Linked DNA regions of Mus musculus: region 2 is linked to region 1. Evidence: chromatin loops called from intact Hi-C (ENCODE). Cell type or tissue: gastrocnemius. All regions are shown on one strand. Each heading gives the region's core, and the rest is flanking DNA. Links, peaks and the distances in the headings are about the cores only. Region 1 overlaps Eny2 (ENY2 transcription and export complex 2 subunit). Region 2 overlaps Ebag9 (estrogen receptor-binding fragment-associated gene 9).

Evidence for each region. Peaks named below come from ENCODE experiments on the same cell type or tissue, not always from the same donor. Only the 100,000 strongest peaks of a DNase experiment are listed, where the experiment ranks them.
Region 2: it touches region 1 in a loop (4-fold over the local background); 17 of 42 quality-filtered maps call a loop at or near these places.

What each region holds. Positions count from the first base shown.
Region 1 is chr15:44,435,756-44,450,462 of GRCm38, reverse strand. Eny2 (ENY2 transcription and export complex 2 subunit) reads right to left here. Exons shown (of 5, transcript NM_175009.3): 5 at 12,778-14,707. Among named protein-coding and RNA genes, the nearest start is that of Pkhd1l1, 14 kb to the left of the region's middle. In gastrocnemius, for the core only: a CTCF peak has its summit at 11,145 (motif pointing left); a DNase peak (open chromatin) is centred at 11,119.
Region 2 is chr15:44,629,950-44,645,452 of GRCm38, reverse strand. Ebag9 (estrogen receptor-binding fragment-associated gene 9) reads right to left here. Exons shown (of 7, transcript NM_001357691.1): 5 at 15,241-15,348; 6 at 8,598-8,689; 7 at 3,933-5,151. The coding sequence ends at 5,031. Among named protein-coding and RNA genes, the nearest start is that of Ebag9, 18 kb to the right of the region's middle. In gastrocnemius, for the core only: CTCF peaks have their summits at 5,019 and 7,368 (motif pointing left); DNase peaks (open chromatin) are centred at 5,005 and 7,661.

The DNA of each region.
Region 1 (14,707 bases), core at 6,629-14,628:
TGCTGCTCTGCTCAGGAATGAATGTTGCTGTTTACAGCCCATGAGACAGAGTGGTGAATGCTGGGATGCATGTCGGTGAATGGGGAAGGAGATACTTGAAAAGTGCACTAGTCTTGGGCAAGGGAAAAGAAATGTTCATTTGAGATTGTAACCATTCATTTTTTTTTCAAATCACATTAGGAGATTGAAATACTATTGTTAGAATGTTCAGATCTCTTAAAGAAATATCCAGGGCCAAGGCAATCAATACTGTCCTAGTTTGCATCTCCGTTGTTGTGATCAAACACTCTGGCAAAAGGCAACTGGGGGATGAAAGGTTTATTTAGTTTACAGTTTATAGTTCATTATTAAGGAGATTGAGTCAGAAACCATGGAACAATGTTGCTTGCTGGAATGTTTTTCCTGGCTTACTCAGCTTGCTTTCTTACGCAACTCAGGGCAACCTGCCCTGGGAGGCACTATTCACGGTGGACTGGCCCCTCCTACTTGTATCCGTAGTTAAGAACATATTTCACAGATATCCCCACAGGCCAATCGCATGGAGGCAATTTTACAGTTGAGATGCTGTTTTCTCTAGTTTCTGTCAAGTTGATACAAGCTCATCAGGAAAGTTGACCCACTGCTGGGAGGTAGTGGCACACGGCTTTAATTCCAGCACTTGGGAGGCAGAGGCAGGCAGATTTTTGAGTTTGAGGCTAGCCTAGTCTCCAGAGTGAGTTTCAGGACAGCCAGAGCTACACAGAGAAACCCTGTCTAGAAAACAAACAAACAACTGTCAGCTTTCATACACAAACATATTGCTAGTCAACCATACCTTTTTCTTACTGGTTTATCTCCCACAACTCTTGTTAAAATCAAAATATAAATTTAACTATTTAAAAGTCCAATATCCAGGACTCACTTATATTTTTGGTTCCAAAGAGTATGGATAGCCCCACCTCTATGCTTCTGCCATCTACAGCACAGTTTGTGTCATATGCTCAGTCCAGATCGACTCCTCATCTGATGCAGATGAGGAATAACCTTGGTGGTTATTCTAGAGTGCTAACATATCTGTATGTTGGAGTCTCCATGGCAAATGAAGTTTTACCTTCACTGATCCTTTCCTGGCCTCTTCCAGGACTCTGATGCTGGTATATGGTACCAACTGTTAGCTTTTCTCCATGATCTCTGCAATGCTGTAGATTCCATGTTGCCCAAAACAGTACCAGTGAAAGAGAGATTGGCCTGTGGGGATATCTGTGAAATACGTTCTTAACTACTGATACAAGTGGGAGGGACCAGCCTACCGTGGAGAGTGCCTCCCTGGGCAGGTTGTCCTGAGTTGTGTAAGAAATCAAGCCATTAGCAAGTTTGGTTGCTAGTTTGAGATGCAGCCTTCAGCCACTCTGGACTACAGCTTCTGTGTGGTGGCTGTGAGTAAATACTTTCCAGAAGATTTTGCCTCAAAGATGCTGGTCTCTTTTTAATTGAGGCTGGTTTTTCATACCCAGCTAACTAGAATTTATTGTCTTAATAAATCAAAGGTTTCATTTTAGTGGTGCTAATATATTATTAATCACAAATGATTATTCAGTTCTAGCTGATCAGGAACTACAGATTCTTAATTCTAGTTCTTGGTTTTTTTATTAGATATTTTCATTTATATTTCAAATGCTATCCCCTTTCCTAGTTTCCTCTCTGAAAATCCCCTATACCCTCTCCCCACCCCCTGGTCCCAATCCAGCTTCCTGGCCCTGACATTCCCCTATACTGGGGCATAGAATCTTCGCAAGACCAAAGGAATCTCCTCCCATTGATGGCTGACTAGGCCATTCTCTGCTACATATGTAGCTAGAGACAGGAGTCCCATCATGTATTTTCTTTGATTAGTGGTTTAGTTCCAGGGAGCTCTGAGATTGCTGGATAGTTCATATTGTTGTTCCTCCTATGGGGCTGCAAACACCTTCAGCTCCCTGGGTACTTTCTCTAGCTCCTTTATTGGGGACCATGTGCTCTGTCCAGTGGATGACTGTGAGCATCCACTTCTGTATTTGCCAGGAGCTGGCACAGCCTTTCAGGAGACAACTATACCAGGCTCCTGTCAGCAAAATCTTGTTGGCATCTGCAATAGTGTCTAGGTTTGGTGGCTGTTTATGGGATAGATCCCCAGGTGGGGCAGTCTCTAGATGGTCACTACTTCAGACTCTGCTCCAAAGTTTGTCTCTGTAACTCCTTCTATGGGTGTATTATTCCCCCTTCTAAGAAGGATCGAAGTATCCACACTTTGGTCTTCCTTCTTTTTGAGTTTCATGTGTTTTGCAAATTGTATCTTGGGTATTCTAAGTTTCTGGGCTAATATCCACTTATCAGTGAGTGCATATCAAGTGACTTCTTTTGTGATTGGGTTACCTCACTCAGGATGATATCCTCCAGTTGAATCCATTAGCCTAAGAATTTCATAAATTTGTTGTTTTTAATAGCTGAGTAGTACTCCATTGTGTAAATGTACCACATTTTCTGTATCCATTCCTCTGTTGAGGGACATCTGGGTTCTTTCCAGCTTCTGGCTATTATAAATAAGGCTTCTATGAACATAGTGGAGCATGTGTCCTTATTACAAGTTGGAACATCTGATTATATGCCCAGGAGTGATATTGCTGGATCTTCCGGTAGAGCTGTGTCTCGTTTTCTGAGAAACCACCAAACTGATTAACAGAATGGTTGTACCAGCTTGAAGTCCAACCATCACTGAGGCGTGTTCCTCTTTCTCCACATCCTCGCCAGCATCTGCTGTCACCTGAGTTTTTGATCCTAGCCATTCTGACTGGTGTGAGATGGAATCTCAGGGTTGTTTTGATTTGCATTTCCCTGATGATTAAGAATGTTGAACATTTTTTCAGGTGCTTCTCGGCCATTCGGCATTCCTCAGTTGAGAATTCTTTGTTTTGCTCTGTACCCTAATTTTTAATAGGGTTATTTACTTTCTGGAATCTAACTTCTTGAGATCTTTATATATATTGGATATTAGTCCCCTATCCGATTTAGGATTGGTAAAGATCTTTTCCCCATATATTGATGGCCTTTTTGTCTTATTGACAGTGTCCTTTGCTTTACAGCTTTGCAATTTTATGAGGTCCCATTTGTCGATTTTTGATCTTATAGTATAAGCCATTGCTGTTTTGTTCAGGACTTTTTCCCCTGTGCCCATATCTTCGAGACTTTTCCCCACTTTCTCCTCAGTTTCAGTGTCTAGTTTTCTGTGGAGTTGCTTGATCCACTTAGACTTGAGCTTTGTACAAGGAGATAAGAATGGATCAATTCGCATTCTTCTACATGCTAACCGCCAGTTGAGCCAACACCATTTGTTGAAATGCTGTCTTCTTTCCACTAGATGATTTTAGCTCCTTTGTCAAAGATCAAGTGACCATAGGTATGTGGGTTCATTTCTGGGACTTCAATTCTATTCCATTGATCTACCTGTCTGTGGCTGTACCAGTGCCATGCAGTTTTTATTACAATTGCTCTGTAGTACAGCTTGAGGTCAGGTATGGTGATTCCACCAGGGTTTTTTCTTATTGTTGAAAATAGTTTTTGCTATCCTAGGTTTTTTGTTATTCCAGTTGAATTTGAAAATTGCCCTTTCTAACTCGGTGAAGAATTGAGTTGAAATTTTGATGGGAATTGCATTGAATCTGTAGATTGCTTTTGGCAAGATAGCCATTTTCACTATATTAATTCTGTCAGTTCATGAGCATGGGAGATCTATCTATCTTCGGAGATCTTCAATTTCTTTCTTCAGAGACTTGAAGGTCTTATCATACAGATCTTTCACTTTCTTAGTTAGAGTCACACCAAGATATTTTATATTATCTGTGACTATTGTGAAGGGTGTTTTCCCTAATTTCTTCTCAGCCTGTTTATCCTTTGTGTAGGGAAAGATCACTGATTTGTTTGAGTTAATTTTATATCCAGCTACTGCACTGAAGCTGTTTTTTAGATTTAAAAGTTCTCTGGTGGAATTTTTAGAGTCACTTATATATACTATCATATCATCTGCAAATAGTGATGTTTTGACTTTTTCCTTTCCAATTTGTATCCCCTTGACCTCCTTTTGTTGTGTAATTGCTCTCGCTGGGACATTAAGTACTATATTGAATAGGTAGGGAGAAGGTGGGCAGCCTTGTCTAGTCCCTGATTTTAGTGGGATTGCTTCAAGTTTCTATCCATTTAGTTTGGTGTTGGCTACTGGTTTGCTGTATATTGCTTTTATTATGTTTAGGTATGGGTCTTGAATTCCTGATCTTTCCATGACTTTTATCATGAAGGGGTGTTGGATTTTGTCAAATGCTTTCTCAGAATAAAATGAGATGATCATGTGGTTTTTGTCTTAGAGTTTCTTTATGTAGTGGATTACATTGGTGGATTTCTGTATATTAAGCCATCCCTGCATCCCTGGGATGAAGCCTACTTGACCATGATGGATGATTATTTTGATGTGTTTTTGGATTCGGTTCACAAGAATTTTATTGACTATTTTTGCATTGATATTCATAAGGGAAATTGGTCTGAAATTCTCTTTCTTTGTTGGGTCTTTTTTTTTCCCCCTGAGACAGAGTTTCTCTGTGTAGCCCTGGCTGTCCTGGAACTCACTTTGTAGACCAAGCTGGCCTTGAACTCAGAAATCCACCTGCCTCTGCCTCCGTGGTGCTGGGATTAAAGGTGTGCGCCACCACGCCCGGCTCCTTTGTTGGGTCTTTGTGTGATTTAGGTATCAGAGTAATTGTGGCTTCATAAAATGAATTGGGTAGAGTGCCTTCTGTTTCTATTTTGTGGAATAGTTTGAAGAGAATTGGAATTGGGGTTTTTTTTTTTTTTTTTTTTTTTTTGAAGGTCTGATAGAACTCTGCACTAAACCCATCAGGTCATGGGCTTCCTTTTGTTGGGAGAGTATTAATGACTGCTTCTATTTCTTTTCTTTTCTTTTTCTTTTTTTTTCTTTTTCTTTTTTTTTAATTAGGTATTTTCTTCATTTATATTTCCAATGCTATCCCAAAAGTCCCCATACCCTCCCCCCTCCCCTACTCACCCACTCCCACTTCTTGGCCCTGGCGTTCCCCTGTACTGAGGTATATATTTGCAAGAACAATGGGCCTCTCTTTCCACTGATGGCCAACTAGGCCATCTTCTGGTACATATGCAGCTAGAGACACGAACTCTGGGGGTACTGGTTAGTTCATATTGTTGTTCCACCTATAGGGTTGCAGATCCCTTTAGTTCCTTGGGTACTTTCTCTAGCTCCTCCATTGGGGGCCCTGTGATCCATCTAACTGTGAGCATCCACTTCTGTGTTTGCTAGGCCTCGGCATAGCCTCACAAGAGACAGCTATATCAGGGTCCTTTCAGCAAAATCTTGCTAGTGTATGCAATGGTGTCAGCGTTTGGAGGCTGATTATGGGATGGATCCCTGGGTATGGCAGTCTCTAGATGGTCCATCCTTTCATCTCAGCTCCAAACTTTGTCTCTGTAACTCCTTCCATAGGTGTTTTGTTTCCAATTCTAAGAAGGGGCAAAATGTCCACACTTTGGTCTTTGTTGTTCTTGAGTTTCATGTGTTTTGCAAATTGTATCTTATCTTCTTTTATTTCTTTAGGGGATATGGGACTGCTTAGATCATTGATCTGATCCTGATTTAACTTTGGTACATGGTATCTGTCTAGAAAATTTTCCATTTCATCCAGGTTTTCCAGTTTTGTTGAGTATGGCCTTTTGTAGTAGGATCTGGTGATGTTTTGGATTTCCTCAGGTTCTGTTGTTATGTCTCCTTTTTCATTTCTGATTTTGTTAATTAGAAATTAATTAACTGTCCCTGTGCCCTCTAGCTAGTCTGGCTAAGGTTTTATCTATCTTGTTGATTTTCTCAAAGAACCAGCTCCTGGTTTGGTTGATTCTTTGTATAGTTCTTTTTGTTTCCACTTGGTTGATTTCAGCCGAGTTTGATTATTTCTGGCATTCAACAACTCTTGGGCGAATTTGCTTCCTTTTGTTCTAGAGCTTTTAGTTTGCTGTCAAGCTGCTAATGTATGCTCTCTCTAGTTTCTTTTTGGTGGCATTCAGAGCTATGAGTTTTCCTCTTAGAAATGCCTTCATTGTGTTCCATAAGTTTGGGTATATTGTGGCTTCATTTTCATTAAACTCATTAAACTTTCATAGTCAGAGGTGATCTGATAGGATACATGTGATTATTTCAATAGTCTTGTATCTGTTAAGGCCTGTTTTGTGAACAATTATATGGTCAATTTTGGAAAAGGTACCATGAGCTGCTGAGAAGAAGGTATATCCTTTTGTTTTAGGATAAAACGTTTTGTAGATATCTGTTAAATCCATTTGTTTCACAACTTCTGTTAGTTTCACTGTGTCTCTGTTTAGTTTTTTTTTTTTTTTTTCCTGGATCTGTCCATTGATGAAGGTAGGGTGTTGAAGTCTCCCACTATTATTGTGTGAGGTGCAATGTGTGCTTTGAGCTTTACTAAAGTTTCTTTAATGAATGTTGTTGCCCTTGCATTTGGAGCACAGATTTTCAGAATTGAGAGTTCATCTTGGTAGATTTTTCCTTTGATGAGTATGAAGTGCCCCTCCTTGTCTTTTTGGTAAATTTGGGTTGACAGTCAATTTTACTTGATATTAGGATGGCTACTCAAGCTTGTTTCTTGGGACCATTTGCTTGGAAAATTGTTTTCCAGCTTTTTACTCTGAGGTAGTGTCTATCTTTTTCCCTGAGGTGGGTTTCCTGTATGCAGCAATATGTTGTGTCCTGTTTAGGTAGGCAGTCTGTTAGTCTATGTCTTTTTATTGGTGAACTGAGTCCATTGATATTAAGAGATAATAAGGAAAAGTAATTGTTGCTTATGTTATTTTTGTTGTTAGAGTTGGGATTCTGTTCTTGTGGCTATCTTCTTTTAGGTTTGTTGAAGGATTACTTTCTTGCTTTTTCTAAGGCATAGTTTCTCTCCTTGTGTTTCAGTTTTCCCTTTGTTGTCCTTCGATGGGCTGGATTTGTGAAAAGATATTGTGTGAATTTGGTTTTGTCATGGAATACTTTGATTTCTCCAACTATGGTAATTGAGAGTTTTGCTGGGTATAGTAGCCTGAGCTGGCATTTGTGTTCTCTTAGGGTCTGTATAACATCTGTCCAGGATCTTCTGGTGTTCATAGTCTCTGGTGAGAAATCTGGTGTAATTCTAATAAGTCTGCCTTTATATGTTACTTGATCTTTTTTCCTGACTGCTTTTAATATTCTATCTTTATTTAGTGCATTTGTTGTTCTGATTATTATGTGTTAGGAGGAAATTCTTTTCTGGTCCAGTCTATTTGGAGCTCTGTAGGCTTCTTGTATGTTCATGGGCATCTCTTTCTTTAGGTTAATGAAGTTTTCTTCTATAATTTTGTTGAAGATATTTACGGGCCCTTTAAGTTGAAAATCTTCATTCTCATCTATACCTATTATTCTTAGGTTTGGTCTTCTCATTGTGTCCTGGATTTCCTGGATGTTTTGAGTTAGGATCTTTTTGCAGTTTGCATTTTCTTTGATTGTTGTGTCCATGTTTTCTATGGAATCTTCTGCACCTGAGATTCTCTTTTCCATCTCTTTTATTCTGTTGCTGATGTTCCCATCTATGGCTCCTGATTTTTTTCCTAGGGCTTCTCTCTCCAGAGTTGCCTCCCTTTGGGTTTTCTTTATTTTTTCTACTTCCATTTTTAGATCTTGGATGGTTTTGTTCAATTCCTTTGCCTGTTTGGTTGTGTTTTCCTGTAATTTTTAAAGGGATTTTTGTCTTTCCTCTTTAAGGTCTTCTACCTGTTTAGCTGTGCACTCCTGAATTTTTTTAAAGGGAGTTACTAATGTCTTTCTTAAAATCCTCTACCAGCATTATGAGATATGATTTTAAATCTGAATCTTGCTTTTCCGGTGTTTTGGGATATCCAGGACTCACTGTGGCGAGAGTACTGGGTTCTGATGATGCAGAGTGGTCTTGGTTTCTGTTAGTAAGATTCTTACATTTGATTTTCATCCTCTGGTAATCTCTGGTTTTAGATATTCTAGTTGTCTCTGGCTGGAAATTATTCCTCCTGTGAGTGTGCTAGCCTCTGTCAGCTCTCCTGGGAGACCAGTTCTCTCTTGAGTCCTGGGGGTCAGAATACTGCCTGGAGGCAAACTCTCTGCTGGTAGGAAAGGTGCACAGAGTACAGAGGATCAGCTCTGCCTCCTGGCTGAGGATGAAGGACTGAAGGGACCCTGTCCAAGAAGCTCTGTTGCTTCTGTGGCCAGCGAGCTCTCCTGCTTGGACCTGCCTGAGAGAGACCCTGGATAGAAAATGGTGGTCTCATTTGAGTCCTAGGAATCAGAGCACTCCCTGTAGGCAAGTTCTCCTCTGGGGGGGAAGGTGCCCAAAGGACTGAGGATCAGCTCCACCTCCTGGCTGAGGATGAAGCTTAATTCAAGTTCTTACACAAAAGCTCCTGATAGAGATTTTGAGGGACTCTCAAACCTCTCCCTAAAATTCATTTCAGCCCTTCATTGTCTTGTTTGCTTTCAACATTATTAACTTCCAAGCTTCCACTGAATAGTCTGTTAGGCTTGGAACACGAACTGCTTTTCCAGCTCCAAGTTCCAAGTTCCTTCTACAAAACTGTCCCTGAAACTAACATGGTCAAGCCTGTCACAGCAGGATCCCATTTTCTAACACCCATTTTTGTCTTGGTTTGTTTTCTATTGCTGTGATAAACACCATGAACAAAAGCAATATGGGGCTGAAAGAGTTTGCTTTGCTTATGTATCCTGACCACAGTACACCGTGGAGGAAAGAAGTCAAGCAGGAGCAGAGGCAGGAACCATTGGAGCAAAGATGCTCACTGGCTTGCTTCCAGACTCATATTCAGCTACTTTTCTTATACTTCCTGGCAGTAGTGTGGTGGCACCAACCACAGCAGGCTGGGTCCTTTCAATCAGTGGTCAGGAAATGCTTCCACATACATGCCCACAAGCCAATCTGTTGGTGGTAATTCCTCAATTGATGTTTCTTTCCAAGTACCTTTAGTTTCTGACAGTTGAAAACTACCCAGAACACTTAACCAAAAATTGTTATGCTTTGAATATAAAATGTCCCCCACAGGCCCATGTACTGAATGCTTTGTTTTTCTTTTGGGAGGTGTGAGAAGACTGAATGGGGAGCCTTCTGGTGGAGATAAGTCCCTGTCCCTTTCTGTCTGAGCTGAAGGGCCTTCTCCACCATAGGTTTCTGACATCAGAATGTCCTGTCTGAATGTGCAAAGCCAAGCCACCATGAGCAGAATCCCCTGACACCACAGCAAGCACCACATCAAAAACAATGCTGGTGATACTCAGAATGCATCATTTCAAAACCAAAACTTAGGAAGACTGTGACATGTTCTTTAACAAAGTTCAGATGATCAGATGCCTACAGAGAATAAGTCTGGAGCAATCATGTTTAAGTTGTTAAATGGGGACTGTGTGTGACTAGAAAGAAATGAAGCAGGCATAGAGATTCTAAGGATAAGCCACGGACTCTGCTCAGGTGAAGTCCTTGAAGCTCTGTAAACTTACTATAAAAATAAAATCTGAACTGAAGTCTGTATTAAGTCACTACAAAGTGGCGGAAATGGAGGAGGAGCAGAAAATGCAGCAGATAAATGTGTCATTTTCACTAAATATGCTTTATGTCTGTGTATAAAACCTGCCTTTATTGGTGGATAAAATATGAAAGACAAAGTTTAGGCTTAGAACTGATTTATGAAAACTGAATGTTAGAGTATATATGCTAGGGTCTTAGCCATGACTTTGACTTTTTATTACCTTTTCTAAAACTCATGACCTCATACTTCTTTATTCTGTGCATTTCCCTAGCCAAAGAGAGAGAGAGAGAGAGAGGGAGAGGGAGAGGGAGAGGGAGAGGGAGAGGGAGAGGGAGAGGGAGAGGGAGAGGGAGAGGGAGAGGGAGAGGGAGAGGGAGAGGGAGAGGGAGAGGGAGAGGGAGAGGGGGAGAGAGAGGGGGAGAGAGAGAGAGAGAGAGAGAGAGAGAGAGAGAGAGAGAGAGAGAGAGAGAGAGATGGGATTGATAGGTAATGTCAAATGGAATTCTTATGGAACTAAAGAAGCCCTCAAGCATATTAATGGTAGAAACAACACTCCCATGTTGTTAGGATCTTGGCCACAGTGTATCTCCACCAGACTGAACACTCCAAATACAGTGTGCAACAGTATTTAAGTCTCCGGCACAGCAACCAAGCTATGGCTCTATGGGCATTTCTGTAAACTCTATCTTGTGACTCTTTTCTTGTCAAAGCCCAACTTTGATATAGGTAGCTGTTTAGAAAATCTAAACTTTGAAGACTCAACAACAACAAAATTAGAGCAATGGAAAGTCACTGATTATCATTTAACTCTGGTGATTCTAGGCACAGTGCCACTTGTGCTTGTAATAAACATGGCTCCAGCTCCTATACTTAGAACTACTCTGCGGCAACACTGCAGCATGAGTGTGGATCCTACATGCCTTAGTTCTTTGATTACTATTATCATTGTAAAACATGTCATTGACTGTCCAGTTCTGGGGTATTATATATGCTCTACGCTGTTTCTCTTTACGAAAGAACAGAGGAAAAAATATATGGATTTTTTTTGGTGGGAACAATAAAAACACTTTTATTTCATTTGTTAAGACTCCCTTGGGCTTGGGATGCAGCTAAGCAGTAAAACTTACCTAGCATACATGGGGCCACATGTTCATCCCCTGCACTACAATAAATGCCAGTTACTGAGCTAAAATCTATTCCCCTCTCCTGTTATAAATCAGTGAAATCAAACTATTTTGGGAACTGTGTATGCTATTTAAATCAACCTCCTGAATTATGGAATTGGCTTCTGAGAACGATAGCAACCTGACATCTACACCTTATGATAGCGGCCTCTTAGTTAGTATCAGCACATTCTGACGTTCTCACATTAAGTTTTAATCCAACAACACTTTCATCTTCAACAAGCTGGCCTCTAAATTGGAATTGGGCCCAGTAAAATGTGATACTCAGCTCAATTAAAGTGAGTCCCAGAGAGGATAAATGTGCAGGTGCCAGGGGCCCCCTTGTGGCTGATAAGTAGAGTAACCATAGGCACATATTGAATTTAATTGCCATAAATTTATTCTTATTTTTCTGTTGATCCAGTTAAAAGGCCATTTTAAGAATTCTCTGCTGAGTACTGAAGACAGAAAGACAAATGGGATACAGTCGAAGCCATAGGGAGTTAAGAGGGTAAAAATGACTAGATTTCAACCTTCCTTGCTAAGTACTATATAGTGATGTTAATTCTGGGAACCAAATTTGAATCCTTTGAAAGCATGCACCTATAAATGAACTCCCCTGCCCTAAAGACATCATTTTTTATGTGAATTTCACAGCAGCTAATACTATCTAGAAAATTCTGACAAGTATGTTATGTCTTTTCCACACACAAGAAAACACATATTTATAAATTTCTAGGCAAGCTAACATAAATCCATATATTCTCATTACCCTATCAGTATTTAGGTCTATTAATTCTTGCCAGGACACTATCCAAACAGTGAAACCAAGGCAAGAGTCATTCTTATCTGCTACCCAGTATCTTATGATTAATGAGATTAGAACCTGAACGATTTGATTGTACTTAACATAGTTTCATTCAATGTCTGTTCAATGGTTTCTGCTCAATAGTAGAAAATATGTAGGATTTTATGAAGTCATATTAACACAAGCTAGGCTTCTGCAAGGGTTAGACATGCGCAGGCATGTGTTACACACACACACACACACACACACACACACACACACACATACACACACACAGGATCAATTCCAACACCAGCTATTGAGCAGCTGTCACCGTTCTCTTGTGTTGGGTGGAACTTTCTATCAAGTTATGTAAGTGTTATATCCAGTTACCAACCAGTCCCTGGCTTGGCATTGCTTAACCAATGATACACTTGTAATGCCTAAAGTGACTGTATAAATGATTTAGTTGGGTCTTCTTTCCCACTATAAAAGAAGATAGAGTGATGACTATACTAGCCCATGCAGGCCTGGAACAAGTGTCTTAAGTTTCCAACACCGAGTGTGAAAGGGTGGAGGTTTCAGTGAATTCCTACTTTACATAAATCAATGAGAGCCAAAAGTGTTCACAAAGTTGATTTATTTACAAATACCAGTGATTCTAGATTCAATCTACAAGACATTTATAAGATGCCAAAGAGAAAGGTGGTAGGGGAGTCTTAGCATTGTTTTAAATCTAGGCTGTTATGGGCCCCAGAGGTGGCACACACCTGTCTTCCCAGCACTTGGGAGGTAGAGGTAGGAGGATCAGGTATTCAAGACTTACCTAGGCTACATAGCAAGTACAGAGAAAGCCTGGACTACATGTGACCCTGTCTCAAAACAAACCGGGGTGGGCGGGGGGCTGGGGGGGGGGAGGGAAAGAGGCCAAAAATACCATTAAAAACAAAACAAAAAAACCCTCCAAAAACCGAATCTATGCTCTCACCTTAAATTTCTACAAAGCATTTTAAACTTGGTTATTTTTCTCATTGTCAAGGAGTTTCCAAATGCCATTTTTTAAATCTTTTGGGATATTAAAATAATATCTTTATAAGCCTTTTCAGTTTGTTTCTATATACAGAATTATGAAGAACCACCCCTTATTTTTAATACTTTCTGTGTACCATGTAAGACTACTTTTTTTTTATAATTGGTAACAAAATGAAAATTCCTATTTAGAACATAATGAAACTGAAAATATTACTTTGGGCGAGATTTTGGGTGTACATATCTCAAGATCCAAATATATAATTCTGTAAATGACTCAATGACATTTAAACTTAATGTAGTGTGGACGATGAACCCTTTTCTCAACTGTACCTATATATTAGGACTTTATCACGTGCTCCTGTAGTGCTCACTCAGTTCAGTCACTGCCTTATCCATTCTTTCAGAAATGAGAATCATACAATGAATTTGTTCCCTCCCCTCCAGATGGGCTAACATCCCTGTGCTCCCAGGTCTCAGGATTCATGCTCAAGGCCAGTGTGAGGCTAGCTGACTGATGGAGGGACAGCCTACCTCAAAAATCCAAAAAGAAATCAGTGACAAGGAATTGAAATCATGAGACTGTCAGAACATTTAAAAACTCAAGCTGAACTCTGAAGGGAAAGTAGTAACATGATGACTTAAAGGGCTTCCTAGATGTTATGATTTTTGAGAGGTACTAAGAGATGGAACAATTTTTTTTTTTTTACAGACTGCAGAGATAGAAATACGTGCTAGATTTAGAGGGGCCTAGCTAGTATGCTGAGTTTGAATTTCATCCAGTATTGAAACATTTCAAGTAGGGGAAATAAATGACCAGACTTGAATTTCATAAGGCCACATAGGCAGGGAAACGATGAGGAAGATAGTGGAGGCACAGAGGAGTCACTGCAATCACTTGGGCTTAGGAGGGCCACAAATGATAATCCAAGTTTATAGCTGGCCCTCAACCAATCAGCAGCAGTAACACAAACACAAAACTAAGGATGTTTCACAAGTAGTCTTGTTTTTTCCCTCCGAAAAATAGCATTAATATTCATCTTGAGTCACTTGTGTCTGAGAGACCCCATGAATAAGGACTAAAACACAGGTAGTTAATAGGGGAGAATCTTACTGTTAAAGTATGGTCATTTAAAGGTGTTTGTGAACTATCCAAGGAAGTAGACCCACTGGTGGGCATATGGGCAGTGAGGCTAGAATTAAGTCTGGTTGTGAGAATGTTCAGCATATATCAATCTGTTGATATTTGAAACATGGCAGACTCACCTCCTGGGATTCAACCAGGGAAAACATATTATTAATCAGAGGACTCAGAAGAAAGTCCAACAAAACATTACTTAAAAGTTACATACAGCAAAAAGTACTCCACAAAAAGCCAGAAAGGACTTCCAATGGTAGGAAGCAGTGTGAGGAGGGGATGCAAAGTTCCAAGTGGAAGGGTGGCCAACATAATCACTCTGCGTCAAAGGTCACACTGATAGACAAGAGTCCATTAGATCTGGTAATCCTGATTGATGTCAGAGTAAAGCTAATTGGTAGAGATTATTTCCCATTAGAGTTCTTTCTTGACCTCAGAATATGGGGATGCAATTTAGAGATTCTGCTTTCAAAGTTCAGATGAGTAGAAAATGTGGTGTTCAGTCAGCTTGGAAATGTTCTGTCTTCCACTAGATGGTAATTTCTTTGAAGCATAAGGAAGGCACATACAGATTAAGTAAGACCCAGTCCTAACACTCAGAATTTGTAACAAAGAAATAGACAACCTACAGTACAAAGATGGAGCATCACAGTTATCAAATGTGAGGAATCAAAAGAGGAACAAACCATTTGTAGACAACCCAGAAAGGCGTCTCAGACGTTAGCACAGAGAATCACACATATAAATACTGGATAATAGTAATTGCTGGCATTTTTTATCTCAACATTTCTAGGCAATCAGTAATAAACAGAGTCCCATTTATTCCAAAATAAAAAAATTGAAACTCATTCATGAGATATTTATTAAAATAACACATTTAGGGAAAAAATCAATACAATGTATACATTACTGAAAACTGTATACCATCATACAAAAAAGGACTTTATTTGGGAAATC
Region 2 (15,503 bases), core at 2,802-10,801, 200 kb before region 1:
ATTGACCAACCGTATCCTTTAAAATTTTCTATATGAAAAGCTGAATGTTTTCTCTTGTCATTCTGCCTCTCAACCAAATCCTAAAGATGATTTGGATGGTCTACAGCATCAAGGTCTCTAAGAAGGCATAGCACTTGTGTGCACATATATGAGGCCTGTGACCTAGGCCTTACAGGAATTATGACCCCAACAAATGAGCTACTGGACCTTACTTTACAAGTGTGAAATCATGTTAATTCATTTTACATTGTCCATATCAGAACCAAATAAACTCTGACCATCTGATGACATAACATTGTCACTCAGTTACAGTCATCAATTACCAAAATTACAACTAATTTTATTAAACGATTTGATTCATTAGATAGGTGTCTCATCCCATACCCCTAGGTTTTACTATGTAGACCTGACAGGCATGGAACTCACCATGCTATCTTTGAGCTCAGAGTTCCACCTGCCCCTGCCTCTTGACTGCTGGGTTTAAAGACATGTTGTATCATGCCCATTTTAAAGTAAGTTTTTAGAAAACACAAACAGGTATTATTTACTATCACTTATTAATACCATCTTCATTGAGTTAGAACTGGGGAAAACTATCTAAACCCTGTATTTTGGGCAGTTCATAGTTCATCCAGTTTGAATTTTATATTAGTCATAATCTACTAGGAATTTTGACTAATCACTTAATTAACATGCTCTGAAGCTACCATTTATGTTCTACTGACTGAACAATGCAGTTGACTTCCTAAGGTTTATTCTCTATATGTGAAATGATGATAGCGTTTACTTACAGGATAGCAGGCTGCTTGCATAGAGTTTTTCAGACATAGTGCTTAACTTTCCATTGCTGTGACAAAATATCGAGACAAAGGAATGGAGGAAAATCAGAGGTTTTAATCCATGGTGTCCTGGTCCCATTTGTTTTAGGACTGTGTACATCATGGAAAATACAGTGGAGAAAATGTTCTCACCTGTAGAACCTGAAAAGTGAAAGACAGAAAAAAAGGAGTGGACCATGTTCCCAACATGCCTTTCAATAGTACACACCTATGACCACAGACTGCCAGCGGGGATGGAAGACTGACCTGGACATCACACTGTAACTGTTGACTTGGGAAATCTGGGCTTCAGTGGACAAACTCTTACCAAGTCTAACTAGCCAGCTTCTCCTAACTTCTGCAGTGCCCAACATTGGCGCTGTAGAGACATTCGAGAAATGTATCTGAAGGACCTCATAAAGAAACGTGTGCAGGGCCCAATGCCCATTTCCTTTTCAGGTTTTAGAAGAGGCCTGGATTATGTAGCCCAAACTGGCCATTAATTTGAGGCAATTCTCCCATAACCTTCTAAGTCTTGAAATTATGAACCTGCCTAGCTTAAAAATTCCTATTCGATTTTGCATCATCACCACTTAATAATCTCATTTAATCCTTAAAAAACACCATTTCCATTAAAAACAAACAAGTAAAAAAAAAAAAAAGCAAAAACCCTTACAAGCTCAAGACAAATGGCTTAATTCGGTACCATCTCTTTAACTCCATCAAGTTTTCAAAACTGCTGTGACCAGATCAATGGGTAAAGAAAACAGCTGCAGAATAGCCATGGAAATCTGAAAGAGACGGCTCAGGTTAATTGGGGTTGACAACATTTGCAGTTTCTCTGCAAAAGTCACGGCTTAGAATTGACATTCGAAGCAGGTGTGTAAGGACAGAAACAAGTCTTCAACATGAGGCTGGGTAGGACTTAGGATGTTCCTAAAAAGCAGTGTCTCTTTATAGTCCTACAAGGCTCAACAGAACCTCTGGTAAAACTTGCCTCAACACCTCTCAACCTCTCCAGCTACTAAACACACCCAACGGCTATAACGAAGGGACACTGAAGAATAAAAGCTAGGGAAAAAGTAATCTGAGCTCTAGGCAGAGGATGACAAGTTAGAATTCCAGTTAGCCTGGACCACAGAGATCCAGACCAGTCTAGGGGAGGGGCAAGAAAAGGGAAAAAGCAAGAAGAGATGCAGTAGGGAAAAATGGGAATCCTTGGTTGTAGTTGCTCCTGTGATCTTGGAACAAACTGTGAATATTCTAAGAAAAAAAGGAACACACACATAATCACACAGGGTTTTTTTGACCATATAGCAACTCAAAAACAAAGAGCTAAGTCAGAGGTAGCAGCATCAAGTTGAAGTTGCCGATGAATCAAACGTGCTCTTCGTGGATCTGCCATCCTTCCCAGCCCTCCAATTTCCTTCTGCTAAGACATAACCACCTTCCCCAAGACAACCAAGTTCACGCCTCATTCTGCACTTGGCTTCCACTAGAACCATTCACCTTGCACATTTAAAAAAGAATTCCCTTTGAACAAAGGAATAGTGTGAGTAACCGCAATTGGTAGATTACAGCAAACATAAATATAATATCTTACAGATACTATCGATAAGATAAACATATCAGTTGTATCTGACTCAACCCTTCCTTTCACACCGGTCATCATCATCGTCTTAGAGTTTTAAACATTGGTTATGATTAGGCTTATAACTGGTGACAGCCTGGTCCTCTTAGTGTCAGCAACCAATCTTCATCCCAAATCCGTCACTGTTGTGGCCAGAAGTTAGTACACACCAAAACTGAGGAAGCCACGTGAAAATGTTTTCAAATCATCAGTTGAAAATATCTAGTCAAATATCACAAAGGGCCAAGAAAGGATATTTTAGCTAAACTTATTAAGAAATGGTTGGAAGTTAAACATTTCTATTAAACACGTGAATTAAACTTTACATTGTCTTTGTTTAGCTCAAACACAGGATCAGAATATGCGTAAATCTTCACAAACTCTTTAGACCTACCATGGTTCCTCTGCTTTAGTAATAAGCATCTAAAACACATTATGTCATGCCAGAAAGCAGGCAGATCTCTGAGTCTGAGGCCAGGCTGGTCTACAGAGTGTTTCAGAACAGTCAGGGCTCTACAGAGAAACCCTGTCTTGAAAAAACAAATATAAAACCAATTATTAATGCCTTATAAAATTATAAGAACTAAAAACAATTTCTCAAACTAAATTTAGAAGCTAAAGAGAAGCTTGCTACCATGAAGTATTATATGTATTTGACTCCATGAATTTTGTGGGATCACACATCACCAATTTAACATAGAAATACAGGTAAAAGTATTTCAAAGTTGATAAAGAAAAAAATCTATTTCTTCCTAATCTTATAAGCTATAATTTCTAATTGGTTTTTATTTCTCAAAAGCTAAAAAGACAAACATAAAAAAATACCTCTCATACTCAAAAAGCATGACTAAAGCAGACCTCAGTACTTTACAATTATTGAAAGCAGCAAACTGACCTCACTGAAGAAAACTACTCTTTATGAATCCTACATCCATACACATCATATAATATCCTCATAATAAGTAAAATAAGTAATTGGGAGAGAATAATTATTAAAATTCTAAAGAATTCCACTCAATTTTGAGTACTGAAGATATAATGAACACAGTAACTGAGACCGAAGGGAAGACTTGGAGGTTAAGAGCACTGGCTGCTCTTCTAGAAGTCCTGAGTTCAATTCGCAGCACCCACATGATGGCTATAATGAGATCCTGTACCCTTTTCTGGCCTGAAGGTGTAAATGCAGGGAAAACATTGTATACATAATAAACAAATAATAAATACAGTAACTGACAATGTGGTCTGTAACTCAAAAACTCCAACCACAGTTAAATTCAACTTAGTGTGAAAGCAGAAGCTAAATGTTTAAAAGTATCAATGCAAAGTTATTGATTTTGCTATGAAGTATTGCCTTAATTCAAATATATTATATATGGCCTATACACTGTATATGACATTTTAAAGCCTCACAAAACGTTAATCCTAGGCAATAACTGTGAAGAAAATAAAAAATCTTCAACAATTCCAAAGCCACAGAAAATCAGTTATATTTCAATGGTGGAAAAAATTTAATGTATTTTAAACTGTGAGATGTGCTTTGTTTTCCATAAAACACAATATGCAATTATTTCTTTAAATCAACCAATATCACAAACAAAAATATTTATATCTTGGTTTGTAATGAAATCAGTAATGTTATCTAGCTAAAAGAATAGGTACCCTGCATTATATTATGTAAGATTAAAAACAAAACAAACCCAAAACAAAACAAAACAAAATAGAGAACTCTTCAAGAATCACTTAAAAAAAAAAAATCAATGAAAACTGAAGGCTTTCCACATTTGAAAATGGCTTTTAAGGATGGACACTGTTACCATCTTGACATCTGTAATGAAAGAGAAAAGCTACTGATCCTAGTTCTTGTCACACAAAGTTGTCATTGCAGCTGATTTTCAACATTTATACATGCAATATATAAATTACAGCTCTGTATAACATTATAATACTGTTTAAAAGAAAATAAGGATATACAAAATATTTGATAAATAAAATTATTGCATTTAATGTTATTTTCTTAAAAACCCAAATTATCATATTCCTTAATGTTGTACCAAACAATGCCAGTTCAAATTATAGAAAATGTATGTCAACAGTACCTGAAAACAAAATTAAGAAGGGTATAAAGCCCTACCTACAGTTTACCTAATTTACATCAAGTGATCATGGAAACAAAAGATTAAAATTATTTTATAATTATGCACAATGAACAAAAGCATAATAGATAGCAGAGTAGTTTCCCACCATAAAATTATTTACAGCCATTTATTCAGCTAGAAACACTAGCTTGAGAGGTACTTGTCAGGTATATTCCTCCTGAAATAACTTCTCTACAGCAAACAATTGTCTTCTATTTGGAACACATTGAAGAAAATAATTGTCTCATTATTTTTGTGTTTTGAGTCTTGATTACTAATAGTTCAAAGTATCATGGGAGAATCCTGGTGTCCTGAACAGCTCAATAAACACATTACGATCAAGCAGAGTGTTTGTATTCTGAGAATACTGTCCAGTGCATACAAATGCTTGCGTGTAGGCTGTGGGCCCAGACTCCTCCTCCTGGCACGCTCACAGCATAGCCTGTGTTAGGAAAGCTTCACACCGATTTTGTTCTGCTCCTTCTTCATCAGGCGCTGCGCTTCCTTCTCCATTTTCTTCCTCTGTTGTTCTGCTGCTCTCTTCTCTCTGTCTGCAATTTTCTGCTGCCTAAAAAGAAAGATATTCATATCTTTACTTTTATAAAATACTACAGATAAATTATAGGAAAGCTGCCTTCTTAAAAATCAAGGAATAAATATTTAATGTCTTAATTTTCTCATTTCCCTAAAAACTTCAAGGATTTCTCAAAAGGAGTATTTCTTTGTATCCTTAGAAGATAGATGACTTTATAAAGCAGAATATTTATCTTTATTGTACAAATGGGCAAAATGAGGTATGAAGCTAAGAGATTTGTCTGGCCATAGTATTAATATGGGCAGTAAGTAGGAACACACATCTTTTCTTCACACAAAACTCTCTACTTCAACCTCAGCATTTGTGTATGTCAGGGGAAAATTATCCAAAAAGTTTGATATTAGAATTAATTATCTTGTTATTATAATAGATTTTTTTAATCAGCTAAGGGATATTAAGAACCTACTCCAAATAAGTGGAATTTCAGACATATCTTCTACTCAGAACCAAGAAATTTAAAGAGTAACATTTGAGCAGCTCCATAAGGCATACTAGTAGGTATTTATCAGTTTCACACTATAACCATGCCTGGTTCTTAGCCTAACATAACTCCACAGACTAGAAATAAGAAAAGCACTCTATACTATCCAATTGGCTTGCTAGGAGACTGGGCCTGGGATGATGACAGGAGAGAGGAGAGAGTACCAAATTAAGGGTGAAAAAGTAACTCAAAGAAATAGGTTAGGTTGAGGGGAAACATGGTTAGCACTGAGCATACAACAAGCAACATCTACATCTATACAGAACAAGCCAGGCTGGGGCACGGAAATGAGCATATGTTCAACTTAAAGTTCATGAAAGTGATAAGTTAATGCATATTACATACACAAATATGCATATGCATGTATATACAACTGGTTTTCAGTAATAGTTACGAATGCAAGGACATAGAGTTGCAAATGACCAAAATCCCACAAAGAAAAAGTTTCTTTGTGGCAACACTCCAACTTTTACCATTAATTAACCAAATTTAAAGAAGGAAGGAAAACTTACTTTATACTAGCTATGCTCAAAGTATAAGAAGATCTGAAAATTTTTACTAAAAATGAAACCTGAGACATGTAAATTGTAGGAAAAAAAATAATTATAAAGTAATGAATGGCTTATAAAAAGATAAACTTTGACCTGGTTCCTATCTGAAATGAAAATAGCAGCAATGAATGTTCCAGGCACAAGAAACAATTTGGAGATTACTGAAGACCAAAAAAAAATGTATTTTCAGCCAGGCAGTGGTGGCGCATGCCTTTAATCCCAGCACTTGGGAGGCAGAGACAGGTGGATTTCTGAGTTTGAGCCCAGCCTGGTCTACAGAGTGAGTTCCAGGACAGCCAGGGCTATACAGAGAAACCCTGTCTTGAAAAACCAAAACCAAAAAAAATAAAATAAAATAAAATAAAATAAAATAAAATAAAATAAAACAAAACAAAAAACAAAGTATTTTTCCCATTCAGATCCAAGTCTGGAATTGCTTCAGTACTAGAATCATACTCTTCTGACTGATCACAAAACTAGAGTATAGAAAAACTTTTAAACCTGGAGAATTTGGAACACAGATGCACTTTTCCAGTGCTCAGTGTCTTCCTAGAGACACCATGACACAAGCCTCCATGTCCCATTGACAATGCTTGTGCAGTACACAGCATGAAGCTTGTCTATTATCAACTAACAATCTCATTTCACTAAACTGTCATAAAGCACTGTTTTTATTTGTGTTTTATTAAGATAACAAGAGATAGGATGGAAAGGGAAGGTTTTAGAGTAGCATTAAGATGCTCTGCTCATAGCTAAAAATTCCATAATATTATCATTAAGATTATTAGATTCTAATGAACAGCTCTTTCCTTTACCCTTGTGCTTCATAAAATTAATAATTACAATCCTCCAAATTTTCTAAAACATTCTAATTGTTGGACCAATTATTTATTTTTTTAAAATCAGAATAAAAATGTCATTTTCTGGTGATCCTTGCAACTGTGTTATTTAGTTCACAATTTTAAAAATATCCTTTATTAAAGACACAGTTACACTGACTAAAGGGAAGCTAAATATGAAAACATCTTACAACTTCATTTTAAAACTATGATTCTCCCCTCCTGTTAAAAAGAAAAAAAAAAAAAAGATGCTAAAAAACAAAATCTAAAAGAGAAAGACAAAAGTTCTACATATTTAACTGCACCCTCTGCTGGTTATTCAAGGTTACTATAAATTTGCCATCAAAGATAAGAAAAATAAAAATAAAAATCAGTTCAATTGTTAAGACAGCTAAGAAAAGATAATTCATTTTCTATCCATAGGGCAAAACCAGTAACAATATCAAATCAAATCTCTATCACTGTATTTTGCTAGTTTTTTACATTTTATTTTATGTGTATGTGTGTGCGCCTCCATATTCATTATGTGTATCATGTGTGTACAAGTACCCACAGGGATCAGAAGAGGACACTGGATCCCCTGAAGCTGACATGGCTCCTGGGAACAGAACCTGGGTCTCCTAGAAGGGACTGCTCTTACCCACCGGGCCACCTCCCAGCCCCTTGCCATATGACCTAGGTGTCTAAAGAGGCTAGACAGATTTACACATGAGTTTGTATCAGAGATAAGTCCCGCTTCTGCTTGCTAGTCATTTTTCCTTTCCTTTTTTGACCAAACACAGAAGTGCAAAAACTAAGTTTTCTACTCATATAAACATAGAATGAACATCCAACAAACATGAACTTTAAAACTACAGAATAATATTTACTTTTCTGTATAATGGGTGATCTACCTGTTTTATGGGACTTTCAAAGACACTAAAATTAAGATACATGTAGAGATTAAGGGTGCTTTATTAGCTACTTTCATTCAGATGTGAAGTTCTGACACTATTTTAAATTGTGAAACAATAAAAACAAAATTACAACTTCTAATCTAGAATAGGATATGATAGTGGCTCACATTTCACAATAGGGTATTATGATATCATGTGGCATGTGCATGCAAAGAAGTTTTGCCCTTAAGATTAATAACCTTGGGCTGGAGAGATGGCTCAGCAGTTAAGGGCACTGACTATTCTTCCAGAGATTCTGAGGTCAATTCCCAGCAACCATATGGTGGCTCACAACCATCTGTAATGGGATACCATCAATACCATCTTCTAGTGTGTCTGAAGAGAGTGACAGTGTACTCATATACATAAAATAAATAAACAAATAAATAAATCTTTTTGATTCAAACAATATTTTAAATTCATAGTATTTATAACAAGATATAAAATCTGAAATTCCGACCAAGTTTAATAAGAAAAGAGTTTAATAAGGTCAGTATGGGTATATAGAGACAGACAGAACATTTGGCAGAGTAGATTTTCTTGACCTTAAATATAACCAGGAAGAAATCTAAGTTTTCTACACAAGGTGTAATATGATAAAGTCATCCAATACCTCAGCACCTCTTCTGCTTGCCAGGCTGCATCTTCTTCCTCTTCCCACGCATTGCTATTTTCTTGCCATGTATCTAAGTCACCTAATTCTGACTATATTGAAAAATAAAGAAAAATTAAGATAGTAAAGAGTCATCATTTCTCTAAATAGCAGTTCAAACCCAAAACAACCCAAAAAACGAGGAACTTTAAATATCTATCTAACAGGAAATACCTGTTCCTCTCCTCTAGTCCCTAACTTCCATACTGATCCCTACATAGGCCACAAAGGCTCTAGCGTCTTGTTTGCCTAGAACTGCAAGTTTCAACAATGCTATGATGCGTGACTTTCCCAAGGGATAAAAATGTTCTCTGTAACGTGCAATAGTGGCATGCCTTATGTGCTAACCAACTGCTGACTGGACTTGAGGTTGACTTCACAACAGGAAATGCATGCCTGGTACAGTAAACCTGATCAAATGTCCATGGCTAGGGAGGCCATAGTCACTAATAGGGAACAGTTACTGCTGCTGTTCTCCTAAATAGACATGCTCTGCTCACTAAATTGCCTTTTAAAGATTTATGGTTATGCCTATAATTTGGAGCTGCTGTCAGCTTTGGTCCGAGAAGCTGTTTTCCAATTGGCTGTGGTTACTGTAGACTTCTAAGTGGTCAAAATGACCAGAATCAATGACTGCCGAACTGATTCTGCCTAACACTGAGATGATATCCTTTTCAGTACTTCCTGCCTCCACCACTAAGGCTCAGAAAACACCATGGATGGAACAAAAACTGAGGGAAGCCAAGTATTGTGGAATGCAGTCTTCCCAGAGTGGCACAGCAACTGCCCTCAAGAACTCACAGCTCCTATGATTCACTGCACAAGCAAGATTTGCACATGAATAATAGTACCCCCAACATTGGAAGTCGCTTATGTGGCCTCTTCAACCCTTATGGACCTATAGGCAGTTAATGATAGCCAGGTGGGAGTGGGGCAGAAAGACATTTTTTTCAATGCTGCAGGCACTGGGCAAATTACCCATGCTCCTATAAGCAATCCCAACTAAAATTCATTAACACACACAGACAAACACACACAACCACAAACAGACACGGGGTGGGGGTGGGGGGGAGAGAAGAGAGGGAGAGGGAGAAGAAATGGGAGGGGGAGAAGAAGAGGGAGAGGGGAGAGAGAGAGAGAATCAGACAGACCAAGACAGAGAGACAGAGAGAGGTTGGAAGGAAGAAAGAGAGAGACTATATGTGTTGAGGAAGACCAGCTTTCTTCACATCATATGTTTTACAGAATGCTGTTTCCTATTTAATTTTGGGTTTCACTTACTTAGTTTGTACTAAGCAAGAATAGATCCTTTCTTATTTGTTTGTTTCTGTCTCTTTTCAGTATGATGAATAGGAGCAAAAAGAAGAGAAAGAGGAGGGACTGATCCCAGATTTAATGCCAACATCTGACTGGAGTAGTCTATGCTGGACTAAGTTTAAAAGTAGCACAGCACACTCCAGTTAAGCACATGAAATATGAGTGTATTCTCAATGGCACTTTCTGTTTTCATCCTACACAGATATAATAAACCAAACTCACGAAAATTGTACTGTATTTTTAACTGAATTTGTAAAAAAGAGAAAAAATCCACTAGATATTATTAGGCTCTATGTTTCTTGTTAGTAATCTTCAACTGATAATACTTGCCCATTTCCCTACTAAAGTTTGACATAAAACATTAGAAATTTAAGATTATATATACAGGTGTATGTGTGTGTGTGTGTATGGCCTGACAGGGATTACATATACATGTATACATTTTTTCACAATACAAATAAACACACACATACACACCATTAAATACAGTAATTTCTTTAGTAAAAAACTGGCCTTCTAAGGATAAAAGAACAACAAACCAAAAATAAGATAGGTAGGTATGCATACATTAAAAACTAACTACATCTGCAACTGGGGAAGTAGCTTCAGTAGGTAAAGTGCTTGCTGTGCCTGAGTTAGGAACTTCAGTGTCCAAGTACAATACTGGGCATGGCAGCACAGACCTGTAATCCCAATGGCTACCAAGTGAGAAAGGAACATTGATCGGAGGTTCACTGGTCAGCCAGTCTAACCAACTGTTGAGTTCTAGGTTCAGAGATAGACTCATTCTCAAAAATAAAGTGGAAAGTCACAGAGAAAATGCTCAGCATTGATTTCACCTCCACATACATGCATTTATATTTGCACACACACATGTGCACGCGCACACACACATGTGCCCGTGCGCGCACGCGCGCGCGCACACACACACACACACACACACACACACACACCCTAAATACATCAAAAACATCCAAACCAAGCCAACAACAAAGTGAAGTTATAAGGAATGTTTTAAGTATAATCATCTTAAGAAAGATTGTTCCTACTACAGGGCCAGGACTCTGGCAGTATGCTCAGATTAAGAAATATTCACATTTGAGTTAAGGCAAAGAGCTGAGCAGCCTCAGAGAAGCAAAGGCTTGTGTGGCCTTTTTGTGTTTGTTTCTTTTGTTTTGCAAACCTTGCCTAGGGAAGTTCTTGGGACCTCACCTCTCCCTACCTTGAGGGGAATTTCTTTTTAGCTAAAAGAACATTGTTGCAGATCTATCCAGATATATCTGGCCTGCTTACTCCATATAAAATTGTTATAGATTTGGAAGTTTGTTTTTTCATTTGCATCCTGATAATTGTAAAGGATTCAATTCTAGTGGGTTTGTGACCATTAAAAGGTTTTGCCCCTAGGTATGGGGCAAACATTATGTAAGAAACATTTTTATTGTCTCTGCTTCAGTACAAGAAGCTAAAAGATTGAATCTTTCAGTGTATATTGTTTCTTAAATGAAAGTATTTTATTAGCTAATGCCTCTAAAGGAAAGTTTCCTCCTGCTTCAGCACAGATAAATTGTGTGCTGTAGACGATATTTTAAATGTTGAATAAACAAGCTTTAATTTGTATGTTAATAGTCAATATATGTGTGTGTGTGTGTGTGTGTGTGTATATATATATATATATACACACACACACACACACACATATATAGCTCAGAGCTTACAATTGCTTAAAATTGTTCATCTCTTAGATACTATGAATTCTCAAATTTGCAATTGTTTATACATATACAACTCATAAGAAGAAAATGTTCTTTTAACCGCCAGGCATAGTGGCGCACACCTTTAATCCCAGCACTCGGGAGGCAGAGGCAGGCGGATTTCTGAGTTCGAGGCCAGCCTGGTCTACAAAGTGAGTTCCAGGACAGCCAGGACTATACAGAGAAACTCTGTCTAGAAAAACCAAAAAAAAAAAAGTTCTTTTAAGAAGACTGTCTTTGGACATTTAAGAATTTGTTCTAGATTGCCTGGACAAGACCTCTTAAGGCAATGCCACGCTAGATTTATATCTCAGGCAGATTACAGGCCTAACACAAGAATAATTAGGCATATAATCTCATTCTTTACATCATCAAAATAGTAATGGCTTAAGATAACATTTTGGTATTTTTAGAGAATGTGCATGTCAAATTATGAAGAATTGTTCTCAGTTTCTGCCTGTTCCACATAATGATGTTAATTCTTGAGGACTTATACTTAATCAATTATTGCAAATGGATACTTATTTCTGATTAAAAATAAATAAATAAATAAGTATGCACATGTGACTATTGATACCTTTTCAGGCTTTCTAGTTACAACTGCTCTACAAGAGAAACAACTAAGAGTGCAATTAGTCATTGCCTATGTTAAATTTTTTTATACTTGGTGTTCCAAATCAGATTAAAACAGATAATGGAACTGGCTATTACAGTCAACAATTTATTGTTTGAGATGTTTTGTCAACAATTTATTGTTATCCATGTTACTGAGATTTTTTATAATTCTCAAAGACAAGGTATTGTAAAACTTTAAAAACTATATCTTCTTAAAAAACAAAGGAGGGAAGGAATTATATCCCCATGCACATTATTTAAATCACATTTTTATTTTTTAATTTTTAAAATTTGGATGTCAAAGAACTTACTAAATGCCTTATAGTATCTCAAAACGAGGCATATTCATGCATGCCTAGGTAAGATGAAAAGGATCCACTTATTGGCATATGGCATGATCCTGAACAGGTACTTAATATGGAGAAGAGGGCATGCTTGTGTTTTCTCCATAGAATGCTGCAAGAACATTACAGCTGCCAGAATGATTCGAGTGACAGGCTGACCTGTGAGTTTGATGAGTGCCCTGACTACTGTGACAAGAAAACTATATTGGGTATATGTTCTTGACCCACCTTTGCTTGCCTCTGTCCCAGATTAGACAAGCTAAGCTGCCTTGCTTCAAGCTTTTTAACCTTATGGGACAGAGAACATTAGAGACTATGGAAACTGACTTAGAAAAATTAGTCAAAAGGAGTTATGATGACTCTTCTCTTTCCTTTAATGTGACCAGTTATTCTGACTCAATCTTAGATTGGTCTAGTAATAATTCCAACATTAGATTCCTATTATGAAGGCAGCTAAAAATCTTTATTAGTTAGCAGAGTTAACTTGGTGCATAGCCTATTTACATGAGAAGTAACAGTTTTTCTGTGATTCTCAAAGCCACCTCCCCCCACACTGGGAGGCCAGAGTTTGAGCTTGATCCTGGCTAATTTGCAACTGAATAGAGTACCTGGACTTCCCCACAGACAGACTTTATCCTTTAAACACAAATCCTATGTTGCTTTTCAACTCTTGGCTTTGTGTTTCAAGCAGGTCAGTCAACATCTTCTACAAGCATGCAGGCTTGCCTTCAGCAAGCACAGGTGGCAGAAATTCATAGATATGAAGAAATGTATTGAGTATATATTATGGCTTTGGTCTGATTGGGAATAAGGTGTGCTATGGGGGCCGGTTAGTCAAAGATGGGCCACTGAGATTTCTGGACTATTTCAAAATCTAAGACAGAGGTATGTGCCAAGAGGCCATGGTTTATTCACAGTAACACCATAGAGCTGTGTTTGTACAAAATAAACACAAGCAAGCTACACATTCTTCCATGACGGATAAGAATAGTTCATAGAAAATCTAAGTCCCAAGCCAGACATGGCTGCCAGCCACCATAATTCCCAGGCAGGACCATGGAGAAATAAATTTTATGCCCCAGTCCAGCTAACTTTAGGGAGGAATTGTAGCCTCCCCCAGCCTTGAGCAGGCTGATTCAGATCTATGCTGCCACTGTGAATGAGACCACCTGGGGTATGGAGTGGAGTCTTCTGTTCTATTGCTCTGTCACCTACACTGCTCTGCTCTTCTCCAAGATGCTGCTACTCTCTGAGAAGCTGAACCTGTCTTCCTGAGATATTCCTGGGATAGCTGACAACCTGTGGAATTGGCGACCTAATGTTAACACCTCTAGCAGACTAAGTGCTAACAACTTGGCAACAAAGCATCAAGAAGCCTGGCATGGCAGGGGATGGGCCTCCCCCCTTTATAAGCACAGACTCTTAGTAAACATGGTGCCTTGATCAGAAATCTGTCTTGGTCTTGTTTCTTCTTGGTCTTGTTTCCTCCCTTACAGCTGCAGCCTCCCACTCAGGAACCCAGTTCCTGTGGCCGTTGGCAGCTACAGGAGAGACATTTTCTTCAGTAGTATAGACATTGGTAACTGCCACTATAAATAATCCCTCAGCCAAGCCCTCCATGGAACCTAATAAAATGTACTAGGTCATTTTAAAAAAAAAAGATATGAAAGTAGAATTTCTATAATGTTATATTTTCATAGCACCATGTAAGTGTTATTGTTTCTAATTGTGTTGTAAACCTTTAATTCTGCCTAAGCACTATAATCAATCCCTTCCTCTTCCCATACCCTGGGACTGCCACAAGGAAATCCAACCAACCCGATACATGAGTACACACTTAAGAAATAAAGATTTCCTGTAAACCTTTCAAGGTGAGCACACCAGTCCTACTGAACCATCAAATCTGCAGCTGACTAGTCTCAATGTAGCAACTGTTTTCTATAAACGCACTAGAAACCCTGACATAGAATGATCAAGTTCAATCACCCTTGGAGTGTTAGACACAGAAATTCTGTGAGATAGTAAATGTTCATTGCTATCACAATCAATTTTATTTAGGGTTTAAAACTGTTAGCTGGAGTAATCAATTACTCAAAGCACACAGAGGCCTGTGGAGGTATCTGGATATTGTGGGAATTTTGTTTTCATTTTTGGTTGACCAAGCTTCCTGGCTCATTCTGATATACTCCATTGGTGTTGGGAACCCTAACTTTCTAGTCACCACTTTTGCCTTTATAGTTTCACTTAAATCTAACTCATCTTAAATTATATCACACTTTAAATGTAAACTTACTCTTTGATGAAAACAATTCATAAGTCAAAACTTACCTTAATAATTTTGGGGGTAAATCCTCAAAATTCTAATTTCTAAATGTCATCAACTTTTTGTCTCTACTTTGTCTGTGTATAGTGGTACCCTGACTATAAGTATCCAACATAGTTTTTAACCTTAAGATGTTAGGTTGGTAAAGCTATAGATCAACTTCTCATGAACTTTTAAATCTGTTCCTTTATTTTTTTTCTTCTTAAAAAAAGAAAAAGATTAAATCTTTCTCTAGATCTCATTAACACACTTACAGATTGATGAATAAAAGGCATGTCTTGTGTAGCTGCCAATCTACTGGAAAAACCCGTGCTACCATCTGGGACACCAAAATTCAATGGTTCTCTCTTCTTAATGACAATCTGAAAGATAAATTACAATAGGATTATAAGGATATTTGACACAAAAGTATATGAAAATAATTGATTGGGGTATCTGGTAATGGCTTAGATTGTGCTTTCTGCCTTAAAATGTAGAATGTAGTTAAGAATTCACCAAAATTCCCATGCAATTGTAA